3 separate regions of the Homo sapiens genome follow, and all the other regions are linked to region 1. A link is a loop called in an ENCODE intact Hi-C map of the cell type or tissue named here. Cell type or tissue: GM12878. All regions are shown on one strand. Region 1 overlaps GPATCH2 (G-patch domain containing 2). Region 2 overlaps GPATCH2 (G-patch domain containing 2). Region 3 overlaps GPATCH2 (G-patch domain containing 2).

Region 1 (8,000 bases):
ATTAGAGCCTGAATTTATTAGAATAGATCAGGAACCCAAGGATAATAGTTCACTCATTTACTGGGTATTTGGTAGAGGAAGCGAAACAAACAAACTTGACCTTTGGCCTAACATTTTTAAATAAAGCTTGCATATCAAATCTTGGATTGATCATACATTTTATATTGCTCAGCATAATCCAATACCACCCGAAAAAACAAAGTACTCATCTGCCCAAATCATTTCCTTTCATAAAATCCAACTTTATGTAGATGTTGGGGCCATAATTTTGTTTTGGGGTATTCTGTTCATTCGGACTATTTTAATAAAACTATTGATGAACTATTGTTATCTTAGATATTACCCAATATTAACTGTTCCCAGAAGATTTCATTTCCAAATGAGTTCCAAATGAAGAAAAATGGCTCTTACAATTATGAATATAAAAATCTCAAATTAGTTAAGTGGTACATTCACTGAATTTAGTATAATTCAAACTTTAAAACTGGTTGTTCAGTAAGTACAGATTTGTATAGAAAAGTGCTATATTTCCAGGTTTCCCCTTTAATAGGAAATTCTTATTTAAGAAACTATCTCTAGGATAAAGTGTTTTAATACATTGGTCTTCTGATGCATCAGTGTAAACTGCCAAGGCAAAGGAAATAAAAGAGCTGTTGGTCATGTGATGGTCTCTTAGGATCACTTTGTTTTTGATGGGCCAGTAGGAGACAAGAGTCTCTCTGCCTCCCGGGCTGGAGTACAGTGGCATGATCTTGGCTCACTACAGCCTCCGCCTCCTGGTTCAAGTGATTCTCCTGCCTCAGCCTCCTGAGTAGCTGAGATTACAGGCATCTGCCACTGTGCATGGCTAATTTTTGTATATTTAGTAGAGACGGGGTTTCAGCTTGTTGGCCAAGCTGGTCTTGAACTCCTGGTCTCAAGTGATCCTGCCGCCTCAGCCTCCCAAAGTGCTGGGATTACAGGCGTGAGACACTGTGCCCTGCCGATGCCAGTTTTAACTGAGGGATGTTAGTGAAGCAGCTTGACGTTAATTGACTATAATATTACTGGCTCATTAGCATGGGTTTTGGTTGGTATTGACTTGGAGGAGAGTGTAGTTATTTGAAACTGAAGGGGAAAAAGATAATTTGAACTCTGAGTAGGACTTGTTAAGTCTGTATTTTTTCTGGGTTTTTATAGGATTTTTTCAAAAAAGCTTTTAAAAGTAATATGTAGTTGATTCATATTTGAGTGACATCATGGAATAAATTGGATTCTGCTAATTACAGTGTTTTTTAAAATATGGTTTTTGTTTGTTTGTTTTTTCTTTTGTTTTTTGAGATGGAGTTTTGCTCTTTTCGCCCAGGCTGGAGTGCAATGTTGCGATCTCAGCTCACTGCAACCTCCGCCTCCTGGGTTCAAGTGATTCTTCTGCCTCAGCCTCCCGAGTCGCTAGGATTACAGGCACCCACCAGCACGCCAGCCTAATTTTTGTATTCTTAGTAGGGATGGGGTTTCACCATGTTGGCCAAGCTGGTCTCAAATTCCTGACCTCAGGTGATCTGCCCGCCTTAGCCTCCCAAAGTGCTGGGATTACAGGCGTGAGCCACCGCCCCCAGCCTAAAAATAAGTTTTATTTTCTCTTGAGAGAAGCAACATAAAGTCAAATAAGGCTGACACAGTTTTCATGAGATTCTAGGGAAATTTTGCATATATAACTGCTAATATTACTAAGAATGAAATTTCTATTACTAAGAAATTTCATTCTTAGTAATATTAGCAGTTATATTTTATTAAACTCTATTGGTTACAGCAATACTTTTTAAACAAAATTAATTGAAGAGTATCAGATTACAATGGATTGAATCAGATGTGTTAACCTCTTTCTAATGTTAGTACTATAAATGTTCTGTGCTGCAGTAAAGCACTAAATTGTAATATCCAAACTAAACTGACTTTAATTTGATATTATATTCATACATCGAGTTAATTTCATGTTTTATTATTTTGAACTGGCCATTCACCCATTGATAAGAAAACTGTCTTCCAAGAGTAAGTTACTCCAGAACCAGATAATAGAGAGAGAGGATATTGATTTTAATACATGTTAAAGTGTATTTTTTTCAAGTGAATGTTTTTTAAGGTGCAATATTATATTCAGAGACAATAGGTCTTTCAGACTATATTTCTTTTAATTAAATAATGTCACAGGAAAAGAACAAAATATTCATTGTTTTAAGGGAAAAGGGCATTTGATAACATAGATAATAGAAAAAAGATTCACTTGGCTTATCAGTGTAGTCAAAGTTGTAGCCTCTGTTTTGTTTGGCCGAATGCTAATTCCTATGTGATACACAGTTCTTTTAATCAAATTCAATGTTCTAAATCCTGATTTGTGGGGCTGGGCGTGGTGGCTCACGCCTATAATTCCAGCACTGAGAAGCGTGGCGGGTGGATCACTTGAAGTCAGGAGTTTGAGATCAGCCTGGCCAACACAGTGAAACCCTGTCTCTACTAAAAAATACAAAAATTAGCCGGGCATGGTGGCGTGCGCCTGTAATCCCAGCTACTCGGGAGGTTAAGGCAGGAGAATCACTTGAACCCGGGAGGCAGAAGTTGCAGTGAGCCGAGATCATGCCACTGCACTTCAGCCTGGGTAACAGAGCGAGACTCCGTCTCAAACAAACAAAAAAACCCTGAGTTGTATATAGTACCCTTAGAAAGGAAAAATCAAATCTCAGTGGCCCTCCAGAGTTTATTTAAAATAGATATTTGAATCACCACATTTTTAAAAAAGCTGTATGCATTAGATTTTTTGTTTATATTAAATACATTCAGAATGCCCATGGAAATAATTCTAGAAAATACAAATTCACATTAACCAAACCGCAATGCCATGTTACTTAGTTGCTCACAGTGTACATTTTACTAACCAGTACAGGGTTGGTTCTTTGAGCTCAGTTTACTTTCACCAGCTATGCCACCCTGTCCCTTGTGTTGATTCAGGTCTTTCACTTCTTTTTTCTATTCAAAACCATGTAATAGCTACCTACGAGTCATTTGGGTTTTACATAGATGTATATTAAATCTGTCTTGAGGATTACAGTAATACTACCTGGTGCTAAATTAATCATAAACAAAAATACAAACTGGCCACTGGGATCGTGTAGCTGATCTTGGCTGTAGTTTGGTGAACATTGGAGCTCTGGAACCTGATTGCTGGAGTTTGAATCCTGTCTCCACTACTTAGACGCATCACATTGTGACAGAGATCTTTCGGCCTTTGTGTATTTCATCTCCCACCTCATAGGGTTGTTGTGTGAGAATGAAATGAAATAATATATGTAAAACACTTAGAAATGAGCCTGGCAAATAGTAAATGCGCAAATGTTAGAAGCTGTTTGTATGCATCACATTATAAATGGCAAATCCAGTTGAATCACAATGTGTGTTGTTTTTAGGTTATTAAAATGAAACGACAAAAGTTGAAAGCTGTTATAAGGAACTTGCAAAAGCCTGAAATTATTGACTGTTGGAGACTATACATGATTGTAGAGACTATATAGACTATGGGTCAGCAAACTATAACCAGCTATAACCTGATTCTATAAATAAAACTTTATTAGAACACAGCCATACCCATTTATTTATGTATTGCTTGTGGCTATTTTTGCATTATAGTGGCAAGTTGAGTAGTTTTGGGAGACCCAATGGCCTGCAAAGCCTAGAATATTTACTAGCAGGCCAGTTACATAAAAGCCTACTCCTGCTGTAGGCTCTAGAAGCTCTGTATGACTGTTGAGAATATTTCAATCCCTAGGTGCCTCTAGATCTCGATTTTAGAAATGATTGCCTGTGGTCTTCATAAGACGGGTGCAAATCTGAATTGCCTGTGATGTTTAAAAAATAAAACCAGATACCTTGGCTGTATGTCACCCCAACTAATTTAAAATCTTTGGGAATTGGGTTTTAAAAGGACAGGTATAATTTATAAAAATTCCCAAAGAATGCTTATGCTTATTCTTGCTGACTACTGGATAATTTTCATACTGGTAATATAGTTTAATGCTCTTAAAAAAGGAAAGCCTAAGAGATTGCTTCAGAATGAAGTAATGATGGGCCCTTTGAAACCAGTGAGGCTCCAATTTGAATGCGAATGTAGTTTGTGCTTCACTGGGTTAAGAGATTAGTGTGGCCTAAATAAATGCATGGTGTTGGTTAAACTTTCACGTATATTACTAATCCTGAAACTACCTGTCTGTCTTTCTAACTGCCTCTTATATGACAGTGACTGGTTAGGGCACGTGGTGAATAGAAGATTTCATGTTTCTTTTTTTACTTAGAGATTAGTGGGCGAAGAGGGGACTGAGAAAGTTCTTTCTGTATCTGCTGTAGGAAAACTGGCTCTAGAAAAGGGGTAGGAGTGGGCCAGCGGATAGGGATTTAAACAGAACTTTTCCATAATTATACAGAAAAATATAAAAATACTGGGATCTTTCATTGCTCATAAGCTTATTCTATCTTGGAAGTAATTCCTATGTTTAATAAAAGAACTTATATAAGAAGAGGCCTAAAATGAATCAATATTTAAAACTGTAATATCTTGGATAGGAAAATTAGCTTTGAAACATTTTGTAATCATTAATTTTTGTCGAATTTAGAATGAATTGTCTGTTATAGAAAATGAGGTTACTGTGGTTAAGACTGACTATTTTCTTTTTTCTTTCTCTAAAAAATGAAGGCATTTCAGTAGAACCATGGAGGAGCTGGTTCATGACCTTGTCTCAGCATTGGAAGAGAGCTCAGAGCAAGCTCGAGGTGGATTTGCTGAAACAGGAGACCATTCTCGAAGTATATCTTGCCCTCTGAAACGCCAGGCAAGGAAAAGGAGAGGGAGAAAACGGAGGTCGTATAATGTGCATCACCCGTGGGAGACTGGTCACTGCTTAAGTGAAGGCTCTGATTCTAGTTTAGAAGAACCAAGCAAGGACTATAGAGAGAATCACAATAATAATAAAAAAGATCACAGTGACTCTGATGACCAAATGTTAGTAGCAAAGCGCAGGCCGTCATCAAACTTAAATAATAATGTTCGAGGGAAAAGACCTCTATGGCATGAGTCTGATTTTGCTGTGGACAATGTTGGGAATAGAACTCTGCGCAGGAGGAGAAAGGTAAAACGCATGGCAGTAGATCTCCCACAGGACATCTCTAACAAACGGACAATGACCCAGCCACCTGAGGGTTGTAGAGATCAGGACATGGACAGTGATAGAGCCTACCAGTATCAAGAATTTACCAAGAACAAAGTCAAAAAAAGAAAGTTGAAAATAATCAGACAAGGACCAAAAATCCAAGATGAAGGAGTAGTTTTAGAAAGTGAGGAAACGAACCAGACCAATAAGGACAAAATGGAATGTGAAGAGCAAAAAGTCTCAGATGAGCTCATGAGTGAAAGGTGACTTTTATATTCTCTAAATATAAAAATATTTATCTCCAGTGTTTGTGGTTGAATGTTTTATATTTTAATTAATTCTATTTTAAAATAATTATAAATTGTAATAATGATAGTGATATTACTGTTTAGCTATGGTTATATTTCCTTATACTTTATGATGTTTAGCACAAAGCAAAATTGCTTGTTTGATTTACACAAAGTCTTTTGATTGTATTATAATGACTCAATTTTCAGCTACAAGGAGGAAAGGAAATGGATTTTCAGTGGAAAAGAATGTGCTTTTGAATAACAGCACGTTTGTAACTCAGAATTGGATATATAATTATATGTTTAATTATAGACCTTTAGCTTTTGGTACTTTATAGAGTGTCACAATTCATTAATCTATCCTGATTCTTGAACATCAAAAGTTTATACCACTTCGACATGTCTGTGGCTTGACATAAAAAATCTGGAGCTTTCTAGGAATTCTGATCACTTATGAATTTTAAAACCCAATTTATAGTCTAGAAACACCTGGTTTTGTCATTAGAAAAATAGGAAAAACAATGGTCCTGTGGTAGTAAATCTAATCTGTCAATAATTGTTAAGTACTATTTTGACAGCATCAAAAGGTAAGTGATCATTTTTCTTTTATACTGAAATGATGAAGTGATGCTACTTGCAAGAAATGAGAATGTATTAACACTTTTTCCTTTTAGGCATGGGTCCGCAAAACCGAATGCTGAACTATGAGCCAGAAAAAAACAGTCTGTAAATATGGCCTGAGAAAGAGTAATTGATTTTTAATTTATAGGGCTGCTATCTTTTTTTTTTTTTCGAGATAGAGACTCACTCTGTTTCCCAGGCTGGAGTGCAAGGGTGTGATCTCAGCTCATTGCAACCTCCACTTCCTGGGTTCAGGTGATTCTCCTGCCTCAGCCTCCGGAGTAGCTGGGATTACCTGTGTGCACCACCATGCCTGGCGAATTTTTTTTGTATTTTTAGTAGAGACGGGGTTTCACCATGTTGGCCAGGCTGGTCTTCAACCCCTGACCTCAAGTGATCCACCCACCTTGGCCTCCCAAGGGCTGGGATCATTTTAATCATGTGAATTGTGGTGAGCTATCAATCTTTTATTTGGTTTTTATTTTTTATTTTGTTTTTTTGGGGTTTTTTTGCTTGTAAATGAGTGGGACCTGGTAAAAGTTTATGGAATTATCCTTTTATTAGACATGGTGTGCTAGTCATATAATTTTTCTAAAGAAGTAAAAATTACTTACATTAAAAAATTGTGGCTGAGCATGGCGGCTCATGCCTTTACTCCCAGCACTTTGGTAGGCTGAGGCTGGTGGATCACCTGAGGTCAGGAGTTTGAGACCAGCCAGACCAGTATGGTGAAACCCCGTCTCTAGCAAAAATAGAAAAATTAGCCGAGTGTGGTGATGTGCGCCGAGTCCCAGCTACTCAGGAGGCTGAGGCAGGAGAATTGCTTGAACCTGGGAGGCGGAGATTACAGACATCCAAGATCGTGCCACTGCGACAGAGCAAGACTCTATCTCAAAAAAAAAAAAAAAAAAAAGTTTCCAGAGGGCTTTGAAAAGTTTATGGTATCTGTTTTTCTTGCAAGAAAATTGTCATTCTTATATGGAAATAAGTATTATTTGTATTAGGCCATTGTGACTTAAGACCATTCAACCTTACTTGAAAGTAATTGTCTGACTCAATTACCGGGAGGGAGAGTATGTGGCAGCTGATATAACATACTCAATTCTGGATTATTTACAATTAGATTACCTGCTTTTTGGATTCATTGTGCAAGCTCCCCCCCTTTTTTTTAGTTCTCCTTTTATTGATCTGCTTTTTTATAGGACATGTAACTGGTAATGGATATGAGATCAAACTCTCATTTTTCATTTCTTTTCATTGTAAAAAGTATTTGAGTATCTACTAGGCATGAACAGGCTACCTAGCAGTCCACAAACAGCCCAGGTACACGTTTTCAGAGTATGTTTTTACTCTTGAATAAATGTTAAAAAATATATTTTCTCTGATTTGAAACTTATTTATAAACTATTTTCTGTTGTCACTTAAAAGTTAGGTGCAAATTCCTTCTGTGCAAAGATTGCTAAATATTTAAGGTATTTTGGTAACAAGTATAAGCGTTTTCAAGACTACTTCCAAAGCTTTCCTACTACAAAAAGCTTTATATTTCCTTGGGGTTGATTTATAAATAAGAGAAACTTCAGTGTGGGGGGCTGTGTGTGTGTGTCAGATTTAACAAACATTGATGATTAACTACAATTTACTCTTCACTGGTGGCACCTGGACTAATAATGGAGACTCTGTTCTCAACAGCTGCATAGTCTGGGATAGCCAGGCAAGCAAATGATGAAAATGAAATGTGCTGAGTGGAAAGTATTAGTGAGGGAAGACTTGCTAAGGGAACTGTGCTTTAAAGCAAGTAGTAAGACTTGTTCAGGAATTGAGGAAGTCAAGAGAAGAGAGGGAAATGGCATTCATAGGTAGAGAGGGAGCAGCTTGTGCAAAGGCATGAATTGTGAAATGAAAATACATACTTTGT
Region 2 (8,000 bases), 130 kb after region 1:
GGAAAAGGTATTGCCAGATACATCGGTATTAAGAGTCCCAGGGGCAGCTGAAGCAAAATGGGCTGGGCTAGGCTATGTGAGAAGGCAAGGCTTTGATGATGCAGTGACTTCTATATTTTTAATGTTGTTGAACTTCATTCTCAGCCAGAATCTAGGTTGTTATAACTGTGGAGGGAATAGGTCCAAGGTACCTCAGCTGATGCTGCAGAATTCATATCAAGGGCTTTGTGTATTGCTCCTGGGGGCATAGCTAGATAATGTAATATTGTTGTATTTTTAACATTTTTTTTATAACTCCAACAATCAAAGGGTCATAATGTGTTGTAATGATGCTATAATTAAGTTGTGGTAAATGATAGCATTTGTAGGTTTTATAACCAGAATTGATTCATAAAATGAATACAGTCCCAGCAGTTTATGTTAACATAATTAAATGGAAATGTAATTCTAACTCAGTTTGCTTATTAAATTGAAAATTACCAGGTTATGAGCACTTTTACAGTTCTGTCAAAATTGGTCTAAGTCTAGAATTACATGAAACATCCATTAAAATAAAGCATATTTAAGGCTGTGTTGCTGGTGACAAATTTCTTAAAGCACATGCGGCTCGATCATGTGAGAGCACGTGCTTTTAGTTAGGTTCCCTCTAACTGCCTTTTTCTTTCCTCTGCAGCCATTGGTTTAGCCCTGGGGCTAGGACAGAGCATGACCAGGTAAGGACCATTGTAATCCAAAAGGAAGTTACTCAGCCTCTTTCAAGTATTTAACTGTCTCCCTTCAGGAGAGTAGATCAGCTTTATGAGAAAAAATACAAATCCCCGCTCATTTTAAAAGGTGTTAATTATGTCAACGATTAAATACACTGACCAAATAAATGCGTGATCCTTAATCAGCATGAGAGTTTTCTTTCCTTTACTGCCACTGTCTTCAGTCATACTTGTGACCTCCATGGAAAGACTCTGAAACTCACTCATTTGTAGGACCTCACTATTGATCTTTATTTTTCACAAAGTTAAGGTATCAAAACAGTACATGTGCTTAAAAATTAATTTGTATTAAATCTAAGTTCAGCCAGGAAGAGAATATTTGTATCTGAAGTTTGGAAGGTAGGAAGAGTTTCTTATACTTTTACATTATATTTCTAGATGAATTTTTTTAAATTTCTTACTGGTATACATGGCAGCACAATGATTAGTTGACTCAGTGAGAAGTTGACATTCATTACAGTTATTTTTACATGTAAAATCAGCAGTTACCCCTTGATTATATTAGTTCTTTCTCGGAAGCATGCTTAAACTTGTGATGTTTTAAAACATATACATTTTAGAGTTTGCATCCTTGCAAAGTTTTTATCTTTTATTGTGAATGATAAAAGTTATTTTTAAAATAAAGGGGAGTGGTCAACCTCAAATCTTCAGGAATCATTTCTTCTGAGGGGTAGGCAGAGACTTAGGTAGTAAAGAGGACTTTGTGCTTTAATGGTAATTGGTAACATTATAATGTTTGATTTCTTGGGCTGAGCAGCAGGTTCACAGCTGTTGCATATACCAGAGTTCCTTTTACTAATAAAAGGAAGGTGCTACACACTTCATTTTGAACCCTTCTTTATTTTTTAACACACATAAGCTTAATAGAAATACCTTCCATTTTCATGATTTTTTAACTTGCTTTTTTCCATGAGAGTGAGTTACATTTTAAAGATACTTCTCACATTAATAATGGACTATGTGCCACTATTTCTATGAATTCAGAATGAACTAAGCTAAGCTACATCTATGATGTGTTCCTCTTATTATTTACAATACAAAAATTAGACTTTCTGCTTTCCTAAATGGTTCTTATCCCTCTATGTACAATGCTTACAATAATATTCCGCTTTTAGTATTAAGTTGCATCAGGATATATTTTATCTGAAAATACAATTTTATAAAGCTCATTTTCTACCCTTTAGAACTTGAGAAGTACTAAAGCAATGTTATAAATCTAGGTTTTAGACTATGGTATACCTGGTTGCTTCCAGCCAAGCTTTATTCTGAAATTAAAAATTACCTTTAATAGCTAATACCTTATAGGGAAGAAATTGACCAATTTTTTTTTATCTTTTTAAATCTTTTTGACCAATTTTTGAGTCAGCTTTTACTTAAACTTTGATGTGCCATTTCAGATCTGTATCCTTACTAGGTAGATTATTAATTAATAAATCCAGTTAATTCTTGTTACATATGGTAGTTATGTTCTATGTAGTCAACTCAAACACTGAATCAATGAATACTGAACCATTGCTTGTAGGGGAAATACAGGGTTAGGTTTCTTTGAGCCCCAGGTCTCATCTTCATCAACTGATCAATACATAACCTTGTTTTGTGTGTGATTCTGTTTAAAGATACCTTATTTAATGTCTGTTGTTGATTCATTAACATCGAACTCAGGGCCAACAGCATTATAACTCATGCCTGAATGAAGCTTATCTAAAGCACATATTTTCTCTTTAAGACCCATCACTGTCTTCTTGCAGTTAGGAACACTAGACAGCACTTTAGCACTATGCTTGGGGCCATTTTAAATAGCGAAGTCACCAACAGAAGCACAATTATGCAAAACAAACAAACAAACAAACAAAAAACCCAAAAAACTCATAGCATTAAACAGACTGCAAGAAATACACTTGTTTATACTATGAGAGCTTGAAACAAGGCCGTGTCACCTGGCTGGAGCTCAGCTGGAAACGTGTTAGAGGCTACTCAGATTTTTACCACTCTGGCTACACATGTCTGCAAATGACTGCAAAAGCAGGGGAAGTATTGGTTTTTGTGTTACAAATAAATGTTAGCAAGTAGGTGTATGGAATCTGAATAATGACAATGAATTGTACATGTATGTATATGTACAATACATTCTACTTACATAAGGGATAATAATTTCTTAGTTCAACTCAGACCTAACTGTATAGCAGACTAAACTGTTGTCTAAAGTCAGGTGCAAGTGGTGAAATGCAAGACCATGAAGTATAAAATCTTTTAGTTTATTGTTGAAGGAATGACTAATTAGCATGCATGATTACCTTATGCTTTTCTCATACCAACTTAACACAAAGAAACAATAATATTAACCCTACTTTTAAAATCCCATCTCTCACTCCTTTCTCCATCTTATTGATTCTTCTTTCTTGCTATTCTTCAGTGCTAAGTCCCATTTCAATTTACTATACATAGTGATCGTGCCTTTACTATACATTTGTTAAATAACTTACTCACCAGCCACTATCTATTGAGGACTCTCTATTTTTATTAAAAGAGTTATTTGTAAAAAACAACATAGTTTTTCCCCTGAGGTGGTTATAGTCTGGAGCAGGTAAGCAGTAATTATACTATGTTGGTAAATGTTTCAGAAAACCATAGAGAAGGCACTATGAAGGCCACGAAAGAGAAATGTGAAAGTTAGTTCAGGGGTGGAAGGAAAGAGGGAGAGGCAACTATAGGAAGCATCATTTTTTGTTTTGTCTTCTTTAATTCTGAAGCTTTTCTTCCTTGAGACATTTTGACTGAGTTTACAAGAAGTATCTTAGTGAGTCAGATCATAGTTTAGTTTTTACTTAGTTCCCCTTTTAATTTTGAGGACACTGTTGAGTGTGAAGAGACTTGAAATTATTTTGCAGACATTTGAGGAATTACCTGAACAGTGGCTGCCAATAGAAGCACTCCTGAGCTTGAGTGCCTTATGTATAATCAGGTAGTAAAGAGAGGATTGGTGGGGAATGAGAATTCTGCTCTTTGCCTTTCCTCTTGGGATGTGAGACTTTTAATAATCTTGAAAAATGTCATGAATAGCCACAGAAACTCTTAGTTCCTTTTCTTTAAATGTAAAAACCATTATCCACAAGGTATACTTTTCTTCCTGGTTTAATTCAGCAGTTTTTCCAATTGTACCTAGGTTTTTTACTTACAGATTTTAATGTAATTCTTATATGAGTTATTTTTTAATATACATCTGCAGGTCACTAATAAGGGGATTGTATCTTCGTTTGGCCTAAGTCCAGCAATCTGAAAGTTGGAAGGTAAGAAGCACTTCGCACCATATTCACAAGTTCTGTTTTTGATCAGAGTTGACATTATTGAGTCAGAATCCAGAAAGCAACCTCACTTGTGACACTGATAGGAGTCCAAGGGAACAGAAAAAAAAAAATGTATCAAGAAGAAGAATGAAAAAATTTTCAGAGTCTTTTGAGCTGCTCTTGCTTATTAGAGCAGGGATCAAGGATTCTTGTTTGTTTTGAATTCATAATCTGACTTTAAAAAAAAATATGTTGGGAGTCTTCTTTTTTTTTTGAGACAGAGTCTCACTTTTTCATCCAGGCTGGAGTGCAGTGGCGCAATCTCGGCTCACTGCAACCTCCGTCTCCCGAGTTCAAACGATTCTCATGCCTCAGCCTCCCTGAGTAGCTGGGATTAATTACAGGCGCCTGCCACCATGCCCGGCTAATTTTTCTATTTTTAGTAGAGACAAGGTTTCGCTATGTTGGCCAGGCTGGTTTCGAACTCCCGACTTCAGGTGATCCGCCCGCCATGGCCTCCCAAAGTGCTGGGATTACAGGCGTGAGCCACTGCACCTGGCCAGGAGCCTTCTAAATGCAAATACATGTTGTTCAAGTAACACCTTAGATTAATTTTTTCATCTTTGCCCCATAAAAGATCTAAGCTCACATATTAACTTGTGATTCATGACCCAGAGATCTCTGTAGTTTTATCTGAGCTTCCTTTTGAAGTTGCAGTGGTATCCCCAGATGTATAATTGTACTGATAAGGTGAGATAAGTTTGTGATGGGTTTTATACATATAGATGCATTGCATTAAGTAATGCCATTGTTTGACTTGTTTTTATGTACAAAGCCCATCAAAACTATACATTTGAGGAAGAAAACACATTATAATATAAATCTAATAAAAGGAGCTATAACATCAACGTTCAGAGAGGGTGCTATCTCATTTAAATTCATCCAGATTGGTGGCCTCTCTGAGAACTATCGAAACCTAGTAGATACAACCTAATGTTTATTTTGGTCCTTATAATTGCATTTTTCAAAACTAAACTATAAATTTTTTATTTTTTTTTCCATAACATTTGGTTTGGGATTTTGAGTTCTTTGTTTGAACTGTTGTAACACAAGCCTCAGGAATAGTGTTCAAGTATCTGTCTTTTATCTTAGAATTAGAAAACATAATTAACTATTAACTATTATTATTAATTTAATGTAGAGGTAGAGATTTCATCATCTTACTTCTAGCTATCTGTGTCACAAATGTTGGTTTGTATATATATTTTTTAAAAGGCACTAGACTTAGAAATGCCAAAGTAATTAATTTTCTTTATTTTCAGAAACAATTTAGTGTTCATGGTACGAAGTGTTTCTAAATTGAAACACTTTCAGATTAATGGATTTAAGATAACTGGTTGCTCTTTTCTATAAGTAGTAATAATGAGATATGGCTTCAGCTACATATCAGATACCAGATCTCACTTCCTGTTCCTTTATTTCATTCATCCATTCATTCAGCAAATATTTGCTGAGCACTAAAATGCTCCAGACACAGTGCATGAACCCTGAAGATATAGGCAAATTGCATAACCCAAGCAAAGGGCCAGAGATGAGCAACAGCATGGTACATACCCCAAACTAAGAACTTCACTATGGCTAGGATATATAATTTAGAAGAAAGAAGGTTAGGTTGGGGTAGGAGGAAGCATAATAAATTATGAATTTAGAGATGTAATCAAATTATGAAGGGTCATGAAAGCCTTGTACAAGATTTTGAGTTTGATCTCCATAGAGTCATATAATTAGATTAATTTTAGAAAGCTCATAGTGTCTGCAGTGTGGAGAGTAGATTAGAAGGAAGCAGGCCTGGAAGCAGGGAGATCATTTGGGAGACTTTTCCAGGACAGAGAAAATGGTGGTCTAAACTGGGATGGTTGCAAGGGGGATGAAAAGAAGTAGATATTTAAGAGAAAATTTAAGAATACTTATTTAGTTCAGACGTTCCTGAAAGAATGAGCCTAACCATATTCTTGATCATCTAAGGAAGGTCTATTCCTTCTCAAGGACAGCTAAGTAAACTAATAATTGATTCTAAGTGATGTAATTGAACAGTTCAAAGCAGTTATTCGTCATTAGAAATTATTGATACTGGTCAGATAATACCTACTGAGAGCTAGTCCCATTAATTTTCATCATAATTATAATCATAGCATTTAAGCCATATTATTTCTCAGCATTTCCTATGTTCCAGTTTTATAGCACTGAATATTTTAAATGGTTTATATTACTTAATACTCACAGTAGCTTTACAGGTAGATATTATTGTTATTTCCATTTTACAGGTGGAGACCAAGGCTTAGAGAAGTTAAGTACTTTGCCTAAAGTTACACAGGTTGTAAATGGTAAAGCTATTATTGGAACCTAGTGACTTTTTAGTTACTGGCCCAGCTGGGATTAGAACCCAGCTCTATCCTGTATTATTATTTCCAAGACTTTTATTTTTGTTGGGGTTAATTGCTAATATTCTGTACAACTTCGTTTTAGCCCAGTCTTGCATATAATCATATTTTCTGCATAAATAAGATAAGCTAGAGTTTGAGTGAGCACATAGTGAAGAATATTGACTATTTGTTTTTTTCTTTCCAATTAGTTAGGGTAAAGCAAGTGTAAAGGGAAGTGGATGGTAAGGCATTTTGAGGAGGCAATCAAATATGTTTTTTTCTAATTATATATTTCCAAGCCAATAATTTCTTTGAAGAAGAATGTTTTAAGCGTGTTTCTTTACCATGTTAGGCCAGTAGGTACAGAGAAAATAATATTAGCTCTTTATGTCAGCATAGGTAACAAAGCCTTAAAAAATTCACAGCTGAATGCAACAGTGAAGGCCGTTGACAAGAGAGGTTGCATTACTTCAACCAGGGCTACTGCAGTGAACCAAAAAAAGAACTGAGTTCTAGGCTTCCATCTCCAGGCTACATCTTAACTGACTAAGAGGGCAGTTTAGCTGTCCAGGAAGAACTCGATTGCTAACTCTCACTGATAATTTTGCAACAGTGACAATAAAGAATGAATTTTAAAAAGAAAAACTTGTCTCCCTGAACTATTGAACTCCAGAAAAAGTAGTACTTACAGTCTTTGCTTTAAGAGAAACCAGTTAAAAAAAAAAAAAAAAAGCCGTGCAAATAAATGAGTAGTGTCCCTTTGAATGAGAATATTTTCCTACTTGCAAAATAATATAATGAAAATATTTTTGTTTCTATGACTTTGTCTTAACACTTTGTGTAGCATCAGCTTCTGAGAGATAATCGAGCTGAAAGAGGACACAAGAAAAATTGTTCTGTGAGAACAGCCAGCAGGTAAGCAATTCAAAATCGCTTTTTATTCATTCATTTTCTTTTTTTCTATGCCTATAAGAATGTAATGAATTGTTGTTAGGTTGCCTTTGGTTCTAAAAAGTCACCTTAAAATATTTTATGTATTGTTTATTGGAATCTATTTTAGGATTACGAGCAATGAATAAAAAGATATTTTATTTATATTTTTTAAACTTGTAAAAAATAATTAATTTTTAAAATAAAATATTTATCTCCCTTAATTACTGAATTTTAGATCAGCATTTACACTAATAATTCATTTTTAATCTAAAAAATTGGCTTAATCTCTTTCCCTAAACTTAAGTGGCATTTAGACCTTATGAGAGAGAAATATGTGTATTCTAATAACATATAAATGAGTAAAGACTGGGAAGAAAGTAGTCTCTTTTAAAGAGTGCTTTTATAATCTTGTTCATTTTTTCCAATGTTAGTTTTTTCCATAATACAAAGAATTTCTCCCAGTTTGTTTTTTAGACAATATATTTTCAAATTGTGCAAATGGTGTTTCTGAAGACTTAATTTTTGTTTAGATGAAAATGGCTACCCTTCTTGTCAGAATGTTGATTAGAAAAACTGCCCTGATATTTACATTT
Region 3 (8,000 bases), 140 kb after region 1:
AGATATTTATTTAGGTCTTAAGATCTGCATAACTGGAGAGATACACCTTGTTCATGGGTCAGAAGACTCAATATCTTAAGATCGGTTTTCTTCAAATTGTCTATGGATTAAATACTATCTAAATCAAAATCCCAGCAGGCAATTTTATAGAAATGGATAAGCTAATTCTAAATTTCATATGGAAATGCAAAGGACTTAGCCCAAACAACTTTCAACAAGAAAAATAAAGTTGAAATGCTAACACTACGTTATTTGAAGACTTTATTATAAAGCTATGTTAATTAAGACAGTCTGGTACAGTCATGCACCACATAAGGACATTTCAGTCAGTGACGGATCACATATATGACAGTGGTCCCAGAAGATTACAATACCATATTTTTACTGTACCTTTCCCATGTTTAGTTATGTTTAGATACACAAATACTTACCACCATATTACAGTTGCCTACAGGATTCAGTACAGGTTTGTACCCTAGAAGCAATAGGCTATACCATAGAGCCTAGGTGTGTAGTAGGCTACACCATCAGGTTTGTATCCTTGTCATTAATTGATGCCTGACTACATTTATATGAAGATAGAAAAACAGATCATTAGAGAGAAATAGAGGTCAAGAAATACAGCCACATGTGCACAGACAACTAACTGATTTTCACCAATTTACAAAGTCAGTGGAGAAAGTTTGACAGTCTTTTCAACAAATAGTACTGGATCAAGTATATTGTCATTTGCAAAAAAAAAAAAAAAAGATATTCAACCCACACCTAACACCGTACACCATGTAATGGTTAATTTTATGTGTCAATTTGACTGGGCTAAGAGATGCCCAGATAGCTGCTCAATAAATATTTCTGGGTTTGTCCGTAAGGGTGTTTCTGGAAGAGACTAGCATTTGAATCGGTAGACTGAGTAAAGATCTCTCTTATGCAGATGGGCATCATACAATCTATTAAGGGCCTGAATAAAACATAAAGGCAGAGGAATGGCAAATTTATTTTCTCCTCTTGATCTGAGAGATCCATATTCTCTTGCCCTCAGACATCAGCACTCCTGTTTCTTGGGCCCACAAACTCAGATGAAGTCTTACCCCATTACTCCCTAGCTTTCAGCTGAATTACTCCACCAACTTTCCTACTTCTCCATTTTGCAGACCACAGATTGTGGGACTTCTCAGCCTCCATAATCACATGAGCCAATTTCTATAGTAAATATATTTATGTGTATATACCACATAGAAAACTTAACCCACATGGATAACAGACCTAAATGTAAAACCTAAACATATAAAACCTCAAGAAAACACAGGAGAAAATCTTTGCAACTTTGGTGTATTTATAGGCAGGGTTCTTCAGAGAAACTCAGTTCATATAAGTAAATATATATATCTATATACACATATACATATATATCTATATGGGATATAGATATATATCCATCCTATATATACCTATACCTCCTATGTATTTATATACATATGCACATATATCACCTCTATGCACACATATATACACATATATGTTCATATGTGTATACACGTGTATATATAAGTATATGTGTGTATATATGTATACACGTGTGCATATGCATGTGTATGTGTATACATATATATGCACACGTGTATATGTGCATCATATATATATATATATATATAAATAATTATATATAGAAAGATTTATTTGAAGGAATTGGCTCACACAATTATAGAGACAGAGAAGTCCCAAGATCTTCAGCTGACAAGCTGGAGACTCAGGAGAACCAGTGGTGTAGATCTAGTCTGAGTCTGAGGGCCTGAGAACCAGGAAAACCTGTGATGTAACTTCTAGTCTGATAGTCGACAGACTCGAGACCCAAGAAAAGCCAATTTTTTAGTTCCAATCCAAAAGCAGGAAACTGATGTTCAACCTGAGTAGTCAGGTAGGAAGAGGTACCTCTTACTCATCCTTTTTGTACTCATCCTTTTTGTGTTCTAAAAAACAATTGATTAGAAGAGGCTCACCCACATTTAGGAGATAAATCTACTCAGTCTACCAATTCAAATGTTAATCTCATCTGGAAACACCCTCACAGACATAGACACAATAATATTTGACCAAATGCCTAGGCACCTCATGACCCAGTCAAATTGACTTGGTATGTTGGTTAAAAGTAACCAACATATGTTGGCTTCAGCAAAGATTGCTTTGATAAAACTTCAGAACACAATCCAGGAAAGAATAAATTGATAAATTGGAATTTATGAAAATTTAAAACTTATGTTCTTCAAATGACACTTCAGAAAATGAAAAGCCACAGACCTGGAAAAAATATTTGCAATCACATATCTTATAAAATATTTATATCAAGAATATGTAAACAACTCTGAAAACTCAGTAATAAGAAATCAATCCAATTAAACAATAAGGAAAAGTTTGACTGGACACCTCACCAAAGAAGATATGTAAATGGAAAATTGCATATGCAAAGATGTTAAACATCATTACTCATTAGGAAAATGGAAAGTAAAACCACAATGAGGTATCACTCACAACAATTAGAATAGCTAAAATAACAAAATGAATGTACTATATTACATTCTGGAAACCAGTTTTGAAGTTTCCTAAAATGTTAAACATAGACCTACTATGCATTCCACGTGAATACTTAAAAGACTTGTACACACCACACCACTGCACTCCAGCCTGGGTGATAGAGCAAGACCCTGTCTCCAAAAAAAGCAATGGGGGGTCTAGGCACAGTGGCTTATACCTGTAATCTCAACACTTTGGGAGGCCAAGGTGGGAGGACTGCTTGAGCTCTAAAGCTCAAGGCCATCCTGGGCAACATAGTGAGATGCCATCTCTACAAAAAGTAAAAATATTAGTCAGGCATGGTGGCGCATGCCTATAGTCCCATCTACTCAGGAGGCCAAGGTAGGAGGATTGCTTGAGCCTGGGAGGCAGAGGTTGCAGTGAGCCAAGATTGTACCACTGCACTCTAGCCTGGGCGACAGAGACAGAATGAGACTGTCTCAAACAAACAAACAAACAAAACAAGATTGGTATACAAATATTTGTAGCATCTTTATTCATAATAGTAAAAGCAAAAAGGAAACAACCAATATATACTAAAACTTCGACAGAGAGTATATGGATAAACAATGTTGGTATATCCATACAGTGGAAAGCAATTCAGTCACCAATAAAAAGGAATGAAGAATTGATACACATAACACATTTATGTAAAATTCTAGGAAACATAAACTACTACATAGTGAAAGAAAGCAGATCAGTTGTTGCCCAGACATGGGGTGAGGACCAGGGGGATGTGGGAGGAAAGGGCTACAAATGGGCATGTAGAAACTTTTGGGATGATAGATATGTTCATTATCTTGATTATAGTGATGGTTTCACGTGTGTATGAATGTGTCAAAACTTATCAAATTGTATACTTTAAGGATTTGAAGTTTATGTATGTCAGGCACCAGGATGATAGGGAAACTGTCAAAACTCTTCAAACTATTTTTTTTTAAATAAAATCTTTAGTGGCTTTCTCTTTCATTCCAAGTAAAAACTGAAGTCTTTTCTTTTTGGCCTACAAGACTATATGTGATGTGACTCACCCCTTGTGGCTTCCTCCCTGACCTCATCTCCTCCCACTTCAACTCTTATTCACCGTGAGCTCCAGACACACTGGCCTCTTAGTGGTTGCTCCAGCACACCATCCACACTCACATCTCAGGGCCTTTGCACCTGCTGTTACCTCTGCCAGAACACTCTGTCTACAAGTACCCATATGGCTTTCTCCTCATTTCCTTCAATTCTCTGCTCAGTGTAAGGTCCACTGTCCACCAGTACCATCATACCCTGTCCCCTCTCCCTGCTTTATGTGTCTTCCCTATTGTCTCTATTTTTCCTCTTTTTAAGCTTCGTGAATACATGGTCTTTGTTTTACTCACTCATGTAGCCCCAATACCAAAAACAGTGCCTGGCGCTATTAGGCAATAAATGTTTGTTGCATAAAATATTTGTAGAATAAATTTAAAATGAAATCTAAGGAGTAGAGTACACTGATTAAGTGCGTAGGCCCTGGAACTGAGGTGCCTGACTTCCAATTCCAGTTTAATCACTTACTAACTGGGTGATCCTGAGCAAAATACTGACCCTCTCTCTCTCTCTCAGTTTACTTATCTATAAAATAGAGAAAATGGTAGTACCTACCTCATAGCATTGTTGTAAGGAATAAACAATAACAAATAAGTGGATGTTAGCTGTTATGATGACTGTATTATTATTGTTTCTATTTTTCCTGTATGTTTCCTAAGCACTTGGTTTTGTTTTGTTTTTTGTTTGTTTGTTTTTTGGGCTTTTTGAGGCAGGGTCTCACTCTGTCTTTCAGGCTAAAGTGCAGTGGTACAGTCATAGCTCATCATATGTAGTCTCAAACTCCTGGGCACAAGCAATCCTTCTGCCTCAGCCTTCTGATTAGCTGGGACTGTAGGCATCCACTACCATGCCTCACTAATTTTTTTATTTTTTGTAGAGATGGAGTCTCACTATGTGCTCAGGCTGGTCTTGAACTCCTGGCCTCAAAGAATCTTCTTACCTCAGCCTCCCAAAGTGCTGGGGTTACAGGCATAAGCCACTGCACCTGGCCTTAGGCACTTGTTAAGTTGAATTTTTCTATCACACTATTTTTATACATAGTTTAGAATGTTAAATTGTTCTATAAACTTATAACAAAATACAGTGGTCCCCAACCCTATTCTTTACCATTCTCTAATTTCACTCTTGAAAGGAAACTACTCTCAACTGTTTTAGCTGTCTTCTGTTGACCTCTGTATTTCTAGTATTACATATTTATATTGCTATTTCTTAAAGTTTTCAGTTTAATATTGCCTATTGACTTTTTAAAAATTTGTTTTACTTTAATTTTTGTGGGGACATAGTAGGTATGTGTATTTATGGAGTACATGAGATGTTTTGATACAGGCATGCAATGCATAATAATCACATTATGGAAAATGGGGTATCCATCCCCTCAACAATTTGTCCTTTGTATTACCAATAATCCAGTTAGACTTGTTATTTTAAAATGTATAGTTAAATTATTATTGACTATAGTCACTTGTTGTCCTATCAAATACTAGGTCTTATTCTTTCTTTCTATTTGTTTTGTACCCATTAATTATCCCCACCTCCCTGCTACCCTCCCACTCCCCTTCCCAGTCTCTGGTAATCATTCTTCTACTCTCTATCTCCATGAGTTCAATTGTTTTGATTTTCAGATCCCACAAATAAGTGAGAACATGATAATATCTCATTGTGGTTTTGATGTTTGTCTTTCTGTGCCTGGCTTATTTCACTTAGCATAATCAACTCCAGTTCCATCCATATTGTTTCAAATGACAGAATACCATTATTTTTAATGGCTGAATACTACTCCATTATGTATATGTACATTTTCTTTATTCATCTGTTGATGGACACTTAGGTTGCCTCCAAATCTTGGCTGTTGTGAACTGTGCTGCAACAAACATGGGAGTGCAGGTATCTCTTTGATACACTGATTTCCATTCTTTTAGGTACATACCCAGCAGTGGGATTGCTGGATCATATGGTAGCTCTATTTTTAGTTTTTTGAGGAACCTCCAAATTGTTCTCCATAGTGGTTGTACTAATTTACTTTCCTGCCAACAACATTAAAGGGTTCCCTTTTCTCCACATCCCTGCCAGAATTCGTTATTACCTCATTTGGATATAAGCCATTTCAACTGGGGTGAGATGATATTTCATTGTGGTTTGATTTGCACTTCTCCGATGATCAGTGATGTTGGGCACCATTTCATATGCCTGTTTGCCATTTGTATGTCTTCTTTTGAGAAATGTCTATTCAAATCTTTTGCCCATTTTGTAATCAGATTATTAGATTTTTTTTTTCCTGTAGAGTTGTTTGAGCTCCTTATTTTTCTGATTACTAATCCTTTGTCAGGTGGGTAGCTTGCAAATATTTTCTCCCATTCTCTGAGTTCTCTCCTCACTTTGTTGATTGTTCCCTTTGCTGTACAGAAGCTTCTTAATTTGACGTGATCCCATTTGTCCATTTTTGCTTTGGTTGCCTTTGCTCATGGGGTATTACTCAAGAAATTTTTGCCCAGACCAAAGTCTCCAGCTATTATTGTATTGGGGCCTATATCTCTCTTTAGCTTTAATAATATTTGCTTTATATATCTGGGTCCTCCAGTGTTGGTGCATATATATTTAAAATTGTTAAACCCTCTTGCTGAATTGACCCCTTTATCATTACGTAATCTTCTTTTTCTCTTCTTATAGTTTTTGTCTTGAAATCTATTTTGTCTCACATAAATATAGCTATTCCTGCTCTTTTTTGGTTTCCATTGGCATGGAGTATCTTTTTCCATTTCTTTATTTTCATTCAATATGTGTCTTTACAGGTAAAGTGTATTTCTTGTAGGCAACAGATCATTGGCTCTTGAATTTTTATCCATTCAGCCATTCTCTGTCTATTAACTGGAGAGTTTAGTCCATTTACATTCAGTTTTATTATTGATAAGTAAGGACTTACTCCAGCCATTTTTTATTTGTTTTCTGGTTGTTTTGTGGTCTTCTCTTCTTTCTTTCTTTCTTGTCTTCCTTTTAGTGAAGGTGATTTTCTCTGGTAATATGATTTAGTTTTTTGCTTATTTTTTGTGTCATCTGTTGTAGGCTTTTTGATTAGAGGTTACCACTGAGGCTTGCAAACACTATTTTATGACACATTATTTTAAGATTATAACAACACTGTTTGCATAAAGCAAAAAGAAAACTAATTAAAAACTATGCCTCAACCTCATTCTCTACTTTTTAACTTTCTGTTATTTCTGTTTATATCTTCTTGTACTGTCTTGAAAAATTGTTGTAGTTATTATTTTTTATTCATTCATCATTTAGTCTTTCTACTTGAGTAGTTTAGACATCATAATTACAGTGTTACAATATTCTGTGTTTTTCTGTGTACTTACTATTACCAGTGAATTTTGTACCTTTAGATGATTTCTTATTGCTCATTAATGTCCTTTTCTTTCAGATTGAAAAACTCCCTTAGAATTTCTTGTAGGATGTGTCTGGTGTTGATGAAATCCCTCAGGTTTTGTTTGTCTGGGAGAGCCTTTATTTCTCCTTCATGTTTGAAGGATATTTTGACCAGATAAACTATTCTAGAGTAAAAGTTTTTTTTTTCCTTTAGCATTTTAAATATGTCATGTCACTCTCTCCTGGCCTATGAGATTTCCACTGAAAAGTCTGCTGCCACATGTATTGGAGCTCCATTGTATGTTACTTGTTTCTTTTCTCTTGCTGCTTTTAGGTTTCTTTATTTTATTGTTCACCTTTGGGAGTTTGATTATTAAATGTTTTGAGGTAGTTTTCTTTTGGTTAAATCTGTTTAGTGTTCTATAACCTTCTTGGACTTACATATTGATATCTTTCTCTAGGTTTAAGAAATTCTCTGTTATCCCTTTAAATACACTTTCTACCCCTATCTCTTTCATTTCCCACTTTTTAAGGCCAATTACTCTCATACTTGCCCTTTTGAGGCTAGGTCCTGTAGGTGTGCTTCATTGTTTTTTATTCTTTTGCCTTTTGTCTCTTCTGACTGTGTATTTTTAGCCTGTCTTCAACCCACTAATTTTTCTTCAGCTTGATCTATTCTGCTTTTAAAGACTGATCCTTTCTTCAGTATGCCAGTTGCATTTTTAAACTCCAGAATTTCTGCTTAATTCCTTTTCATTATTTCAATCTCTTTATTAAATTTGTCTAATAGAATTTTGAATTCCTTCTTTGTGTTATCTTGAATTTCTTTGAGTTTCCTCAAAATAGGTATTTTGAGTTCTGTCTGTTTCTCCAGGATGGTCCCTCGTGCCTTATTTAGTTCATGTGGTGGGGTCATGTTTTCCTGGATGGTCTTGATACTTGTAAGTGTTTGTCTGTGTCTGGGCAGTGAAGAATTAGGTGTTTATTGTAGT

Evidence for each region. Peaks named below come from ENCODE experiments on the same cell type or tissue, not always from the same donor. Only the 100,000 strongest peaks of a DNase experiment are listed, where the experiment ranks them.
Region 2: it touches region 1 in a loop (4-fold over the local background); 2 of 110 quality-filtered maps call a loop at or near these places.
Region 3: a loop joins it to region 1, with 2.4 times the contacts of the local background. A loop is called at or near these places in 2 of 110 quality-filtered maps.

What each region holds. Positions count from the first base shown.
Region 1 is chr1:217,617,220-217,625,219 of GRCh38, reverse strand. It overlaps GPATCH2 (G-patch domain containing 2), which reads left to right. Exons shown (of 10, transcript NM_018040.5): 2 at 4,721-5,437. Among named protein-coding and RNA genes, the nearest start is that of GPATCH2, 9.9 kb to the left of the region's middle. In GM12878, no CTCF peak of the experiment used is centred here; DNase peaks (open chromatin) are centred at 2,919 and 4,239; H3K4me3 peaks cover 806 bases; H3K27ac peaks cover 1,151 bases.
Region 2 is chr1:217,491,069-217,499,068 of GRCh38, reverse strand. GPATCH2 (G-patch domain containing 2) reads left to right here. Exons shown (of 10, transcript NM_018040.5): 7 at 674-713; 8 at 7,319-7,389. Among named protein-coding and RNA genes, the nearest start is that of GPATCH2, 140 kb to the left of the region's middle. In GM12878, no CTCF peak of the experiment used is centred here; DNase peaks (open chromatin) are centred at 3,658 and 4,098.
Region 3 is chr1:217,478,209-217,486,208 of GRCh38, reverse strand. All of the region lies in intron 8 of GPATCH2 (G-patch domain containing 2), which reads left to right. Among named protein-coding and RNA genes, the nearest start is that of GPATCH2, 150 kb to the left of the region's middle. In GM12878, no CTCF peak of the experiment used is centred here; a DNase peak (open chromatin) is centred at 3,658.